Regions from separate parts of the Homo sapiens genome. Here region 2 is linked to region 1. Evidence: read pairs that join two places in POLR2A ChIA-PET (ENCODE). Cell type or tissue: PC-3. All regions are shown on one strand.

Evidence for each region. ChIA-PET counts read pairs that join two places held together with the same protein. Peaks named below come from ENCODE experiments on the same cell type or tissue, not always from the same donor. Only the 100,000 strongest peaks of a DNase experiment are listed, where the experiment ranks them.
Region 2: POLR2A ChIA-PET joins it to region 1 with 24 read pairs; 1 of 35 experiments calls an interaction of 5 or more read pairs at or near these places.

What each region holds. Positions count from the first base shown.
Region 1 is chr4:110,659,023-110,667,022 of GRCh38, reverse strand. No RefSeq gene overlaps it. Among named protein-coding and RNA genes, the nearest start is that of PITX2, 40 kb to the right of the region's middle. In PC-3, no CTCF peak of the experiment used is centred here; a DNase peak (open chromatin) is centred at 3,062; H3K27ac peaks cover 684 bases.
Region 2 is chr4:110,353,294-110,361,293 of GRCh38, reverse strand. No RefSeq gene overlaps it. Among named protein-coding and RNA genes, the nearest start is that of ENPEP, 120 kb to the left of the region's middle. In PC-3, no CTCF peak of the experiment used is centred here; a DNase peak (open chromatin) is centred at 3,603.

The DNA of each region.
Region 1 (8,000 bases):
TCTTTAGGCCATGTTTCTTAACACCAGCTGAACATTAGAATCACCTGGAGAGTTTTTAAGCATTACCAATTCCCTAGAACCTCTACAGGCTAATTAAATCAGAAACTCTGAGGATGGAACCCTAGCTTGGAGAGTGTTTAAAAGCTCCCTGGGTGATTCTCCTGTGCATCAGAGGTTAATAACCCCTGCCTTACAGTTGTTCTCAAAGGGTAAACCTGGAGACCAGTAGCATCAGCATTATCTGGGAACTTGGTAGAGATGCAGATCTTCAGGCCCCATCCCAGATCTACTGAATCAAAATCTCTGGGGGTGGGGCCTAGCAAGCTTTATTTTAAGAAGCTGCCAGGTGATTCTGGTGTTTGTTCAAGTTTGAGAACCACTGCCTTACAATATTTTGTCAAAGAGCTATCCTCTACCTAAACACTGAAAACAGCTTCAAAGCCATTTTATTCTCTGAAATTAAAAAAGCTACTTGAGAAACATACTTTGCATTTGAAAAAATAAAAGCTACAGCAAATAAATCCAAACTAAAAGAAGGAGTGGGGGAAATTCACTTAATTCATTTTTTCTTCAGTTTCCCTTCATTTTTCATTGATTTTTTTCCCTTCTTTTCTATTGATCAAATGCTGGAGTTTTCAGAGTGCTGGCCTGATGTAAGTAAGTCCCCTTTCTCTTTAATTGTGTGAGACACGTGTGAGCACAGAAATATGAGTTACAGATTTACACGTATTAATCTTTGTGAGAGCAGCATTCTCCAAGTATCATGCAAGCCTCATGTGACCTTCTTGGGTGCCACAGGCAGGCATAAGTTGTTTACATTAGCAAATATGTTTCAACTAAAACACATGTTGGCAGTTAGCACTCTCTCAGCTCCTCATATAAGCCATTCTGTAGAGAGTGAGACTTCGTTAGAAGAGTTTGAATTTGAAAAGTGTCTTTTTAAAATTTATTTATTTAATATTTATTTATTTTATTTAATTTATGTATTTATTTTTTGAGACAGAGTCTTACTTTGTCACCCAGGTTGCAGTGCAGTGCTGCATTCTTGGTTCACTGCAACCTCTGCTTCCTGGGTTCAAGCCATTCTCCTACCTCAGCCTCCCAAGTAGCTGGGATTACAGGCACCCGCCACCACACCCGTTTAATTTTTATATTTTTAGTAGAGATGGGGTTTCACCATGTTGGCCAGGTTGGTCTCAAACTCCTGACCTCATGCGATCTGCCCGCCTCAGCCTCCCAAAGTGCTGGGATTACAGGCATGAGCCGCTGAGCCTGGCTAGACATAAAAGTGTCTTTCATATCTAACAAATGAAGAACTCAATACATTTGGATGTTAGATTTTCAAGTGTCCATGGAATATGAGGAGTTAACGTGACTGATCCAAAGCTGTCAAGTAAGATGTTTAGAGCTCTCTGAGCCACACTTTGAGTAGACATCTTAGTATAAACACTTGTGGGAAAGATGTACAGGAAATCTATTATTTAGAAGCCAACAGAAAGAGCCCCTCTTGCGGAATTGGGGACATCAACAGTCTGGATATGTGCAATTCTGAAGAGATGATGGATGTCATTAGAGTGACAAAGGCTGAGGACAAGCAAGTCATTTTCATAAGGCAGAACTGCTACTCAGCTTGTGGGGCCAACCTTTTGCTACAAAATGTAAATACTTCTATATTGACCAGTAAATAGCTGAATCTCTGAGCTCCCACAATGTGACCTCATTGAGCTAGCCACCTTGATGCTTCCCCGGGGTCTCCTTATGTCCCCACTCCTATTGTGTAGCTGCAGAAGTGATGCCAGGCAGGGCAGGGTGTTCCTGGGCCCTGCTGAAACAGTGCAGCTGGCATCTGTTCTGATGACCAGTGCCCAAGCCATATAGCTTTTTACGTGTTTGAGTAGCACCCCTATGTCCATAAGCCTCAAAAATGACCCAAAAAGGAAGAAAATAAATTTCAAGTGATGTAAGAAATTTTTAAGGTATTTAATGTCTCAGCTTCACACCAATCTATTTTTGTTCTACAATGAAATGCCCTTAAACATATACATTCTTAAAAGCGGAGGTAGTTTCCCTCCAACAAGGCCCCGTTCCTAATAGTAGCATGGGCATTGGCAGTGTTCACAGTGGCTATCATGGTCACAGTCATGGTCACACTTGTATTGACATTCCGCCCTCCTTGCTTCTCTCACAGCACATATCTCCTAACCAGAGTACCATGGATCACCAAACTGAAGAGGGTTTCTTCTCTCAGAGCAAGTATTGAAAAGAGCACGAAGGGGCTTGGGAAAAAATGCCTAAAAATTGCAAGCTTTATAGTTTGAATGTGAAAACTTGCATGATCTCTTTTTTTTTTTTTTCTGCCTTTATTTCAAAGCATTTATCTCTGCTATACTGAAAGCACAGTTTTCCCAATGCACATGTCCTGATCAGCTGTCGATGAGCTACGTTGCAGATTTGTAAGCCAGGAGTCTTTTTCTGATTAACCATCCTCACCCTTCTCTTTCAAGCCTATCTGGATAATCCAGAGAAAGGGGAAGCAGTGAGGAAGCACATGGTACTACGCAGTCAAGCAGAGTGTCAACTCCTTCTTGACAGTAGGGCCTGACTGTCTGAAGCAGGTTCAGCCACAGTCATATAGCCTCTGAAAAATTGCTTTCAAGCCCTCACCTCCCAAACCTGTTCAATCAGCTTTGCCTGTTGTCTAATCTACACCCACCAATTCTCTCCAGTTCTGTTTTCATTCTCTGCCAGCTCTCTAGGCTAGAGGCTTTACCAGTTCCTTTACTTCCTGTTCCACCCTTGACCCCTGTGTCCCATGGCTTCATACCCTACAGCCTCAGAACAATGGCTCCCACATATCCAGCCTCAGCTCCTGGAAGCCCACATGAGCAGCACCCCCAACACACAGCCCCAGCCCCCAAACTACTGCTTACTCGAAGGGAGAAAAGGGAGGGTGTCCAGGTTTTTTTCCACATCACTATGACATTTTCACAAGGGGAGTTGCTGACCTCAGGATCATTCACTCCTCTCCACCTTGTACTGCCATTTAATCAGCTACTTTTAAGCACCAGCTCTTTACAAGTTGACTTCTAAGAGCTTTGGAATCCATGCCTTACCAGAACTTAAATTATTAGCGGAATTACTGATGAGTCAGAATAAACACAAAAGAAAAAGGCATTTTAAGACCTCTGCCAAAAAAAAAAAAAAAAAAAAAAAGATTCAAGTAAATGTAAATATCTATCATTTTCAGCATGGAAAAAAAAGTTCCCTTTATATGCCTCTTTCTTATGTAGCTGCTAATAAAGAATTTCTATTCAATATAAGCCCCCGAAGCATGTGTCCTGTGAAAAGTTCAGCTTCCTTTTCTAGGTTATTCATTTTTTTTAATTCTAGACAATGACATTAGTTTAGAACCCAAGACTTTGCTTTAGTCCTCTCATCCAAATTCTGATGAAGTTTACTGTGTAAAGAGGATTAACTTTAACATTTAATTTAAACACTATAAGGATTATATTATCCATAAATGTCAGTAAATAAGTATTATCTTTATCATTTGGTATACAAGATGTAACACTCTTGTGCCCCCGCCCCCCTTGCTTTTTCAATAACAGTTTGCAAGCTTGGTTCAGGGTGGAGTTTTTAAGAAACTGGTGTGTGACCAGCAATATAGGTTAAAGGTCCATTTGGCTATTAAATTCCTTTATTTTTTCCCACTTAATCTAGGCTTATGTAAGTTCTGGTTTTTAGTGAATCAGCCCCATAGCAATACTGCTCAGACCTGTATTGCTTATCAAGCACTTCTATATCAATCCCTGCCAGTGAGAAAGAAACAAGAAATTAGATTTACCACGGCAGCAGGAAACTTCAATCTAGGAATCTCTGCTTATCAATTTGTTCTTTATCACAAATATTTTTTGATTCTTCCTAATTTTATTATCACATTCCCTGTTGTTATTATGACTCCATTAACAGATCTGGCTATAAATTCATTAAAACTAGAGCTCTTGACAAACTCACTATAAAATTCTTCACCTTAGACCATTATCCCAAATCTCACCTCTACTGGAATTACAAGGTTAATAAAGAGAATTAGATTTCCAACATCACCCAAAAGTCTTACTTTCCTTATCAGTTATTTCATTTTGCAATATCAATATCAGGATTTTACACCACTTATTAAATGCTTCCAGAACCTTCTTCAGTGACCTTACCTAGACATGTGTTTACAAAATAATATAAAGTATTAATGATGTTGCAAGGCAAAGCATTGGAATATGTAAAAATGAAAGAAGAGGGATGAAAATTAACCAGTGCTCCCTTGATTTCTAATGTTCCAAATCAGAGTTTTCACTTTGGAAAATAGCAAAACAAATAAAGATATGCTTCTTAATTAACTGTGTTTAAAATTGAACTAGATTTCAATAGGTTCCCCCTAAAGCATATTAATAATAATAATAGCTACCAGTAAATAAAGCATGATCAGCCACCTCTTCTCTGTTGCCTTTGAGCCTCTAAGCATCAGCTGCCTCCGGGACTCTTGGCGCTTTATTTTGCTCCAGCTGCTGCCTCTATGACCATCTCCACAGGAGCTCCTCCCAGCCACCTAGGCTCACTGTACCTCAACACCACCCAGAGCTCCTCACCCCTCATGCTCTGCACACCTCTTACCTCTCATCATGCAGAGTCCCTGCTGCCTGGAGTACAAAATGTTCAAGACTTCCTCCTCAACACACATGAGCAACTCCAAAGTGAAAGAGAGTTAATACCCATGCAACAAACATGGAGACTAGGAAACAGTAGATAAATTGTTTTCCTTGCCATCTCCATAAACTTCCCTAGGATGCAGCAATTCACATGCCCTTTCAGGAGACAGTGCCATGAGACTGTCTGTACACCAAGTAGATGCAGGCTTGGTAACACCTACTTATACTGGCTTCTTCCTTCGTCACCCTTTTTCCCTTACTCCTGTTTCCCTGGGATTGCATTCCTTTATCATGTCCTTTTATTTAAAACAGGTGTTACATAAGCTTTTGCCTCAGTCCATTTTCTGGGAGACCTTGTTACATTAATTAACTATTCCTGCATGGCAAACTACAAAATCTCAGTGGCATATGACCAGAAGGATTTAATTCTCACTTCCAAATTTGCCAGTCAGCTGGGGCAACTTTGCTTCACTCTGCAGTTGTTAAAATGGCTCTGCTCCTAGCTGTGGGTCTGACTGGGCTTAGCTCCTTGCTGCATGTTGTGCTATAGTCAACTCCACATGTATGCATTGATGTATTAATTATGGAGCTCAGACTGAAGGAGCAATACCTTCCAAGGGAAGTTCTTGTAGAAGTGGCATTGGTACAAGATGTCAGCACAATGGCAAAGCACCATTCAAGCCCCTGCTTGTGTCACATCAGCTAACATCCCATAGACAAAAGCAAGCCACATGCCTGAGTCCAGGTAAAGAGGAGGAGAGTGCATCTAGTGAGAAAATGCAAAGTCATATAGCAAAAGGCGTGGGTATAGGGAGGGATGTAGAAATTAAACTAATAATTCAATCTACCATACCTGGTTAAGATAAGTAAGCAATCTTGCAACATACTTAAACAGTCATCTCTAGTTTACAAATGAAAAAAATAACTGTCCCAAGAGATAAAGCAACTTTCCCAAAATCCCACTTATGACGGAGCCAGAATGCTAACACAAGTCAAGTCTATCAGACTCAAAAGCCTTGTTTATTGACAGATTGCAACTGGATGCCCACAGTGATCCAGGAAGCATGCAGTGTATTAAGGATACCAAGGCCTATTAAAAGTATCATTCTGTCCTCAAAGAGTATACTGGCTAGAGGCAAGAAATACAGGCAGACAAATGTAGTACAATAATTGCTATAATGGTAGTATGGGCAAGCTTGGTTGAGTGTGTGGAAGATGGGCAGGCAAGACCGAACTCTAGGGACAGTTAGAAGAGCCCTCACTTTTCACATTTTCCACCACAGCAAGCTGCTTGTTTCCAGCACAGCCTGTTTCCTACCTAACCAGGATATTTGTTCTTCAAGAGCATTAGTATAAATAGAGCTAAGAAATTCCTGCATGCCTGACTGTGTAGGAATGCCTTGGGCTTTATTTATGGAAAAGATAGAAATGTGGACATTCCTTCTCCAATTGAGATCAGTTTCTTGTATAAGTAACAAAAGATAAAGTAGACCTTCCTGACACTCTTTCTTACTGGGAAAACTGGCTAGACATACGCAGAAAACTGAAACTGGACCCCTTCCTTATGCCTTATACAAAAATTAACTCAAGATGGATTAAAGACTTAAATGTAAAACGCAAAACCATAAAAACTCTAGAAAAATACCTAGGCAATTCCATTCAGGGCATAGGCAGGGCAAAGACTTCATGACTAAAACACCGAAAGCAATTGCAACAAAAGCCAAAATTGACAAATGGGATCTAATTAAACTAAACAGCTTCTGCATGCAGAGCAAAAGAAACTAGCATCAGAGTGAACAGGCAACCTACAAAATGGGAGAAAATTTTGCAATCTACCCATCTGAAAAAGGTCTAATTTCCAGAATCTACAAGGAACTTAAACAAATTTACAACAAGAAAAAAAAAACCCATCAAAAAGTGAGCAAAGGATATGAACAGACACTTCTCAAAAGAAGACATTTATGCAGCCAACAAACATATGAAAAAAAGCTCATCATCACTGATCATTAGAGACATGCAAATCAAAACAGTGTATCACATTCTAAGAACAAGAGGAAGCCATTTAGTATTTAGAAGTCTAGAGAGGAGGTGAGAAAGAGTGACAAGAACCAATTTATCCCAATCAACATGGGAATGAATGCTCCTCCTAAACCCCGCAAGAGATATATTGAGAGTAAAATGCTCACCAACTAGTGAATCTCCCACTGGTGGAATAATTTAATAAAATTTGTATGAAAATGAAGCATATATTTGTAAATCACGCACACAAAATGCACTGTCACCTGACTAAGGCCCATTCATACTAGTGGTAAATCAGTTTGATACACTTATAAAAGTAAGTCAATACCCAGTGTGTTATTTTAATAACTGATTTTAATACAGTGCCATTCTGCAAAATTGATAAATGGTGTTTGTAATAGCTTATTTATTGCCAAAGCTAAGTGCTGTTTTTTGTTACTATGTAAGCTAAGTTCCTTCTGAAAAGAATGAAATACTCATCTATTTGCCCAGGAAAGATGGTATTATTTTAAGCAAAAACCATTAATTTGATTTTCATTGATGAACTTTAGCCAGTTGATAAATCTTCAAAGGGAAACTTATACCTATATATGAGCACAGTTGGATTTCTGATATGTTAATAAGATTGCTCCCATGAAGACTCTCAGCAAGATACATAAACTCTGGGAGAAAATGCCTCTTTTTCTAGATGACATATTAATGGTTTTAATGACTTCTTCCAAGCCTGGCATAAACATAGTGCCCAAGAAGAAATTATTGGGTCTGTGTTTAAATTATCATTTTATAACTTAGATAAATCTCCTATTTATTTTTTAAAGTGTTATCCTTTGTGTTAATTTCCTCAGGCTGTCATAACAAATACCACTAACTTGGTGGCTTAAAACCACAGAAATTTATTATCTCAGTGTTCAGAAGTCCAAAGTCACCATATCCATAGGCTCTAGAATAGCATGTGTGAATGTGCTAAGACAAAGAGTCTAGCTTCTTCAGGGAACTGAGAAAAGGCACCTGAGGCTCAGGCAATGTGTGTTGGTGAGGAAGGGGTATCATGAGGCAAGACATGGAGGATTCTTCCTTGCCCCTTCCAGCTTCTGGTGGCTCCTGGCATCCCTTGGCTTGTGGCAGCATCATTCCAATCTCTGCTTCTGTCTTCACATGGCCTCCTCCCCTGTGTCTCTGTGTCTCAAGTCTCCTTCTCCTTTCTCTTATAAGTACCCATTATTTGGCCCATCCTGCTCAGACAGACTTTTTCCTCAAACATTTTACCTCAAACTGCGGCAA
Region 2 (8,000 bases), 310 kb after region 1:
AAGGGAAGATAGGGAAGAGATCCATCAGGACAGCGGAATGGGTAATCAAGGATATGGGGTTAGCTTCAAGTATGGTTTTCAATAGTACAATATAGAACTCTTTTTCATTGTTTTATGAATATTTGCCCAGTAGTAAACTAACACAAGGGATGGGCTGGACATATATTTAGGTAGCACAGAGCTTAAAAGTTTAGATAAGATGACTGGTTTTAAAAGGCTTATCTAAATATCGCCTATCAGCAAAACTGACTAAAACACTGGAAGACGGCCTGATCATGACAGAAGATTTTGGTCATTTGGGTCATCTACGTCAAAACCAGGAAGTAATTATATACAGATAGGTCCTGTAACTAATGATATGGAGGACATCTTCTAAACTCTCAGGAGCGTAGGTGAGCAAGGAGTTCCATGACGGCCCTATGATTCACCTGACACATCCCATAAGGATAAGCTGAGTCTCACACCTTATTCCAGGAACCCTGCTTCAGCCCTATTTATTGGCATTCTCCTGCTCATCGCTGAAAAGTAGACTCCTCTAGAGTGGAAACTAGCAGCTGTTTAAGCATCATCAGTGTAGTGTGCTGAAGTTTAGAGTAGAAAGCAAAGGGAACTTTTCCAATTAAAATCACAGGGATCACTCAAGAAGTTAATAAACAAGCCACATGTGGTGGCACACTCCTTTAGTCCTAGCTACTTGGGAAGCTTAGGCGGAAGGATCACTTGAGCCCAGGAGTTCGAGTGTGTAGTGAGTTATGATCATGCAACTGCACTCCAGCCTGGGTGACAGGAGCAAGACCCTGTCTCTAAAAAAAAAAAAAAAGTTGATAAACAGGGGTCCTCTGACAGTGTGCTCTGCAAAGATCCACCCTGAGCACCACGACATTAGAGAACCACAGATAGCCACTGAATGCCATTTCTTTTTAAAAACGTCATGAAAGTCTTTACGGACTTTCATGAGGTTTTTAAATATTTATGGAAATATTGGTGCTAGGAAAAAAGACTATGTGATGATGGCTTTGAACTTCTCATTCCAAATCATGTATTCCTTCCACTAATATTTGTCTAGCACCTGTACACCAAACATTGCCTAGGCATTGGAAACAGCAGTAATCAAGACAGTTCAGTTCTTTCCCATTTTATCTGGGGATGTAAGCCTAGCCTCAGATAAAAATAGGAAAATAGGAATTGCGTATCTTTCAAGTCTTTTCCAATCCTTATGCCCTAAGGTATGGCTTCAGTAGCAAGCCTCTTTGGTACTGAACACCAAGAGGCAAAAATAAGGAAACAGTTAAGTGGACAAATTCTGAGATACAGATTCAAATATTGGTTATACCATCTGCTAGCTATGAGACTTTTTGAAGTATATAACTTAGTGCCCAGTTTCCTCATCTGTAAAATGGGGAAAAATGATAATACCTGCATTATAGGATTTGTGAAGGAATTGAATAATAAAATCTATACAATTATTAAGCACAAAGAAAATGCACAATCAGTAGTAATTAAAATAACAAAAAGAGCAAGCACACATTGCTCCAGAACTTGGGGCCTCATACCATCTTTTGCTTGAGCAGACCTCAAAAGCACCACTAGCATCCTCCACCCAGACATGCTTTTCAAATCAGATTCTCCCAACCCCTTGAAGCCTTGCACTGTAGAGCACTCAAACTCTCTCATCCAAATTCTAGTCTTCTTATTTGATTTCTCAGGGCTGGAATCATTTGAAATGAATGGAGGCTAGAAAGGATCCTGTAGTTTGGGGGTTGCAAAGGACCAGCAATACCCTTGCTAGTTTGGGTGAAAAACTTATGAGAGCTAATGCTATAGGAAATCATGATATCAGAGAAATATACAGACATCTCAGAAAGAATGGTTTTTTTGAAATGTAATAACATTCTAAGACTGAAGAGAAATTCTGAACTATAAAAGCTAGACACCAAAGAACCCTTCACTAAGTAGTGGGTTTTATTTGTGGGGAGGGAGGGCTGGGAAGCATCTGCTGCAGTAGCATCATAGACCAACTATTACTAAGTGACAGCTGGCCCAATGATAGCAAAGGCTTTCCTTTCGGCAGGAACAACAAGGAGTTGCTGGATGTGGGTGCTAATTAGCCATGTTGACTTTGCAGTTATAATATCCATAAATATGATATTATTTTTATAGATTTAGCCCAATGGGGGCATAAAGCTGATTTGAGGTCACCTGATGTGATTTAGGTAAAGGATAGCAGATGAGTTTTGTCATGAGTACCAATCAGATGATGTGGTAGTGGGCAACTGAGACAGTGTCTGGGAAGGGTGTGAGGTTATACACAGACTTTGTAAGGAGAGTATGTGGTGAACTCTCTATCTATTGATGATTGGTCTGGGCAGATGAGCAGATAAGGAAGGAGTATTAACTTAATGCTACTAGTTGAAAATGAAGATTTAGGTTATTGTGGTTTTCCCCATTAGATTTTGTTTTTTTTAAAAAAGTAGACTTTAAGAGTCCAAGCAAGTTTATTCAATAGATAAGTCCAAATAAAATGACTTTAATATAAAAAAGTATTTTCCGTTTTTTTTTTTTTTTTGCTCAACAAGTTAACCATTATATTTTAGACGCTGTGCTGGATGTCAGTGGGAAGAAGAATAGAGGATATGGTCTTTACCCTCATAAGGCTTAGGTGGAGAGCTATAACTTAAATAATCATCCAGATAAACATAGAAGTGCAAACTGAAATAAATGTCCCAAGAAAAATATCAGGGAGCTACGTGTATATAACAAGGGGGCTTAACACTTCCTCAGTAACTAGTTTGGAAATTATGTGCATAGCTTCCTCCTAGGGGGACAAGTACAAACATCTTCATTCAATTAGTAATAGGTATTGGAAGTCAAGTACTGAGTTAGTTGTTGAACATACAAAAATTTAAAAGACATTGCAACTCTCTGGACTTACTCTCTCAGTGATCTCTTCCCATCCCAAGGCACTGAATACCATCACCTGATGATATTCAATTGATGACTGAATGAGATCAAACTGATGACTCCCAGAAGTATATTTCTAGTGAGAACATCTTCAGTTGCTTTTACAGCATGGGCATCTGCATTTTTAATTGAGAACTTGCTCTTCTCATCCAACCTACCTCCTCCCTCTCTCCCTCCCTCAGTCTTCCCCCATCTCAATCAATGGTAACTCCACCCATTCTTTTGCTCAGGCCAAAACACTTGTATTCATCTTTGACCCTTCCTTTTCTCTCACAACACTCATTCAACCCATCAGCAAAGACTGTTACCACTACATTGAAAATAGTTACAGAATCCATCCACTTCTCACCACTCCCACTGCAACTCCACTGGTTCAAGTCACCATTATTACTCACTTGGATTGTTACTGTGGTCTATTAACTGGTCTTTCACCTTGTGCTTGTGCCTCCTTCAATTTATTCTCTTCAAAATAAATGCAATACCTAGAGAGATCTCTTTAAAATATAAATCAGGTCAAAATATAAGTCAAAGTTCTTCCTGTAACCTTACACAATCCCAGTGGTCTGGCCTTCAGTCAACTCTCTGACCTCATCTCTTACTACTCTTCCCTTTGTTTGTCTCCTTGTCCATACATTCTAGTCACACTGGCCTCCTCACTGTCATTCACATAGTAAGTGCCTTCTTGCCTCAGGGCCTAAGCACCTGCTGATCCTTCTTACAAGAACAATCTCTGTCTACATTTCGAACACCGCATATCCCTCCCTCTTCTAGCTCTTTACTCAGGAGTCACCTGCTCAGGAAACCTTGCTCCTGAGATATCCTATCTGAAACTTCAACTGTCCTTCCCCTAACACTTTTTCTTTTTTTGAGACAGGTTCTCACTCTGTCACTTAGATTGCAGTGTAGTGGCACAATCACAGCTCACTGCAGGCTTGACACTCCAGGCTCAAGCAACCCTCCCGTCTCAGCTTCCTGAGTAGCTGGGACTATAGGCATGCACCACCACACCTGGATAATTTTTTTAAAACATTTTTTGTGGAGACAAGGTCTTGCTGTGTTGCCCAGGCTGGTTGTGAACTCTCAGGAGCTGATTTACTCATTAGTCACAGTGCATAGGGCCCATAATACTTTCAGGGTCCCACAAAATTGTTTTAATTTTAACTTCATTTAAAATCAGAAGAAAAAAAGAATATAAAATAATGAATCCAGCCTGGACTAGAATTGTTTTTATACGAATACAGTCTTCAAATAAAAATTCTAGCATTTCTACATAGAGGAAGGGTCCCATAGAAGCAATATGCCTAAGGCCCATGAAAATCACATGAAGCCCTGGGAGAGACAGACAATAAACAAGATTTAAAAGTAAAATATACACATGCTCCTCGACTTATGATGGGGCTACATCCCAATAAACCCATTGTAAGTGGAAAATAATATAAGTTGAATTATGACATTTTCAATTTAAAGGTGGGTTTATTTGGATGTAAACCCATCATAAATTGAGAAGCATACTGAATGCACATGGCTTTTGCATCATTATGAATTCAGAAAATCATGTGTAAGTAACTATTGTTAGATTTGGGGACTGTCTGTATAGTGTATTAGAGAAAGAAACAAATCAAGAAATGGGAATTAAAAGTGTTTGGCAAAGGAGGCTGGGCATGGTGGCTCACTCCTAAGAACACTTTGGGAGGCCAATGCAGAAAGATCAATTTGAACCAGGTGATGTGAGAGAGAGTGGTGGTCCCTGGACTTTGGTAACAGTGAAGCAGGAAATTTTCCCTGACCCATTTGCAGGCAAGAACTGGAGTGCACAGGCATCATCAGGGGCAAACTGCATTCACTCGAACTCACTGCACTCAATCTCTCTGCGGGAGGGAGCATGCAGGTGAGCGGGTGCAGGAGCCGGGGCGAGTGCTTTGGGCACCAGCAGGAATTAACTCCATGCTGGATCTGCAGCAGCATCTAGGAGGGTGCCCACGACCCCTGAAGCCCCAGAAGGAGTGTTATAGTCAGTACTCTTTTAGCTTCGCAATCCTTGGATGGTTTAGGTGTTAAGAGCTCAGTGGAGGGTCAGTGTGACAGCCTTTTGCACCTGCACCCGAGTTCGTGACCAGCGTCCTGGAGGAAAGAGGTCACACGAACAAATTGGAGATGGTAAATGCAGGGGATTTTATTGCCAATGAAAGTGGCTCTCAGTGGAAAAGGGAGCTAAAAAGGAGACAGAGTGGGAAGGTAATCTTCCCCCAAAGTCCAGCCGTCCTTAGCCAGACTCCTCTCCAAAGCAATGCCGTCAAACTGCTCCTTTGAAGTCAAGCTGCTTCTCTTTGAGGTCCAACTGTAGTCTCTGGCATCCAGCTGCTTCTCTTCTTCTCCCTCTGCCAGCAAAGCCTGGGAATTTTATGGGCACAGAATGGGGGGCAGGGTAGGCCATGGGTGATTTTGGAAAAGGCAGCATTCAAGTGGGAAAGCGGGGATGTGAAGTTCTCACTTTGGGCTGTGGTTCTAGCTTGAGGGTGAGGTCCTCGCCAGGGACCTGCCCTCTTCTGCCCAGAATTCCCCTGCCTCCTGTCCCTGTCAACAGGTACCAAAAGGCCTGTTCCTTCAAGACACTCTTCTCTGTTGCAGACATCTCACTCTGAACCCTCACAAGGGCAAGCAGAGCAAGTATGTGGCAGCTAAGCAAGTATTGGTAAAGGTTAGTATGATGGCTTGAAGATATCTCACAGAGACTATTTCCTGTGTTCTGCTGACCTTGTCAACAAGTGTGCTCTACTTCAGACAGTTCTATTTTAGAAGATGTTCTCTTACATGTCTGTGACATGAAGTGAGGCTGTCTCATTAACTAGGGCTTTTAAATACAGCAGTTATATTCTATCAGGAAATATCTTTGAAAGACTCCATTTCAAACTATACATATAAGGCAATTCTGCCACATGTCCCCAAGAAGGCTCTAAAACCATACAGTTGAGGTCGCTGGAGCAACAACCAGCAATGTCTTCTCTAGGTTATAGATTATATTTGAGAAATTAAAATTGTTTCACCTTTAAATTGTCAAGTTTATCTGTATTTTTATCTTGGGTGATGTTTGTGTGTTCTACAAATTAGAAGATAATCCATGAGTTTCTTTTCTTTCAAACCCTCACTTTGTCCATTATATAGCAAGGGTCACAATTTAATTTATATCATGTTTACCCCAGGATTCAGAGTGGGTGAACAATCATGAGTAGTCTATTCATATCAGGGGTCCAGGAACATCCTGAGAAAAACTCATTTTTTTTCTTTAGAGGAAAAAGCATCAAGACTCACAAGTTTCATTCAAGAACAATGAGGAAGTTTTTGAAGGGAGAGGGGAATTGAAATTGAGTACAATATTTGTCATATGTTTACTATAATCTCCCCCACCACACAGAAGAATGTAGGTTTTATGAGAGCAAGGACTTCATCTATTTTGCTCACTGATATGTCCCTAACCTAGAACAAAGTGTGTACATTGCAGGTGCTCAGTAAGTATGTGTTGAATAACTGAATGAATTGCACAGATTTCTCTGAATGGTCACATGAGGGAGGTACAAAAACGAAAGCATTAGTCCTGTTTTGCGAACTCTGAAGGCACAACACAGCTGCTGGACTGCTGATAGAAGTTTGAACAGTGGCCAGAGAGAGCGCTGGCACCTTCAGAAGGTTGTACCCTTACACCAACATCAATGTTCTTGGCTTCAGACATGGCAGCCATGAGCAAAAGTAGTGAGTGGCATTAGAGGTCGTGGCCTTGGTAGCCCCTGGCAGAAGAGCTACTGCTTTTAATAGTGATGGAAGACATTAGTCCCTGGGAAGCAGAGCTGAGAGGGAAAAAAATGGAACCCACAAGGGAATCAAGAAAAGTAGTTCGTGACTCAATAATCTCAAGTACCAAACATCACTATGTTCTAAGGTAGTTATTTTTGTGCACTAGGACCTGTCTTGAATTGACTGTTGATCTTGAAAGTTGATTTGCCTTGCCTGCAGCCATCCAGCTTCCTGCTTTTAAAAGGATTCTTACTGGCATTAGAAGATATTTTGTAATGAGTCCTGAAAACATCAATAAGAAAACAGCAAGTTCCAACGATGTTCCCTTATTGCGACAAAATTACCTTGGGCTAATCCTGCCCTAAGTCATTATTTCATACAGTGTCAGGGACTCAAAAGGAACATTATTGAACCACGATTTTTGGCTTGTAAGTACTCCTGAAGTCTCTGTCCCTTCTCAGGCAACATACATTTTTATAAGGACTATTTATAAACAATATCTACATCTTTATCATTTAACCCCGATGTCAAATTTGGAAAGGGAATTAGAGGTCAGCCAGGAGTGAACTACAGCTCAGAGATGAGCAAATTGAGGAGGGACCCTCAGAGGGGGCATATTTCAGTGCCCCTCATGCCACACCACTGACCTGTGTGGAGGGCTGTTCTAGGATTGTAATCATTAGTGTCTTCTCTCTGGTCCCTGCTAGATCAAAATTTAGCCATGGATAAACCCAGTTAGGACTTGAGAGAAACATAATGGTCTTCTTTCTTTTTAGAAGAGTCTGTGAGATCCTTAAGAACTAGTCGTGGACTGGGACCAAATGGGCAGATGTTGGGGCCAGAAGAAGATAAACTAGCACTGGAGCTGGAGAAGTACCCACAAAGGAGGCTGACACCTGGAGGGGCATCCCTTTCATGGGATTTGGATCATAATCTCAAAAGACACAATCCTGAACACCACAATCCCAAATGTTGAAATCCCAAAAGATCAAAATCCCTAAAGTCTAAAATCCCCAAAATCACAATCACAGGAATCAGATAAATTTTAAAAAGAGCAGCACCACATAGAAAATGAATATGAACATATTCTCCAAGAAAAGCCATGTCCTAAAAGAAAGAAAAAGCAGCTATTCATTGTAATGCGAGACTTCAAAATGCAGTTAATGATTGTAAAAGCTGGCCATCTCTTATAGAGTATCTCTGTGCAATTTCCCATAACCTATCCCTGTAACATACTTTTTCATATGTTG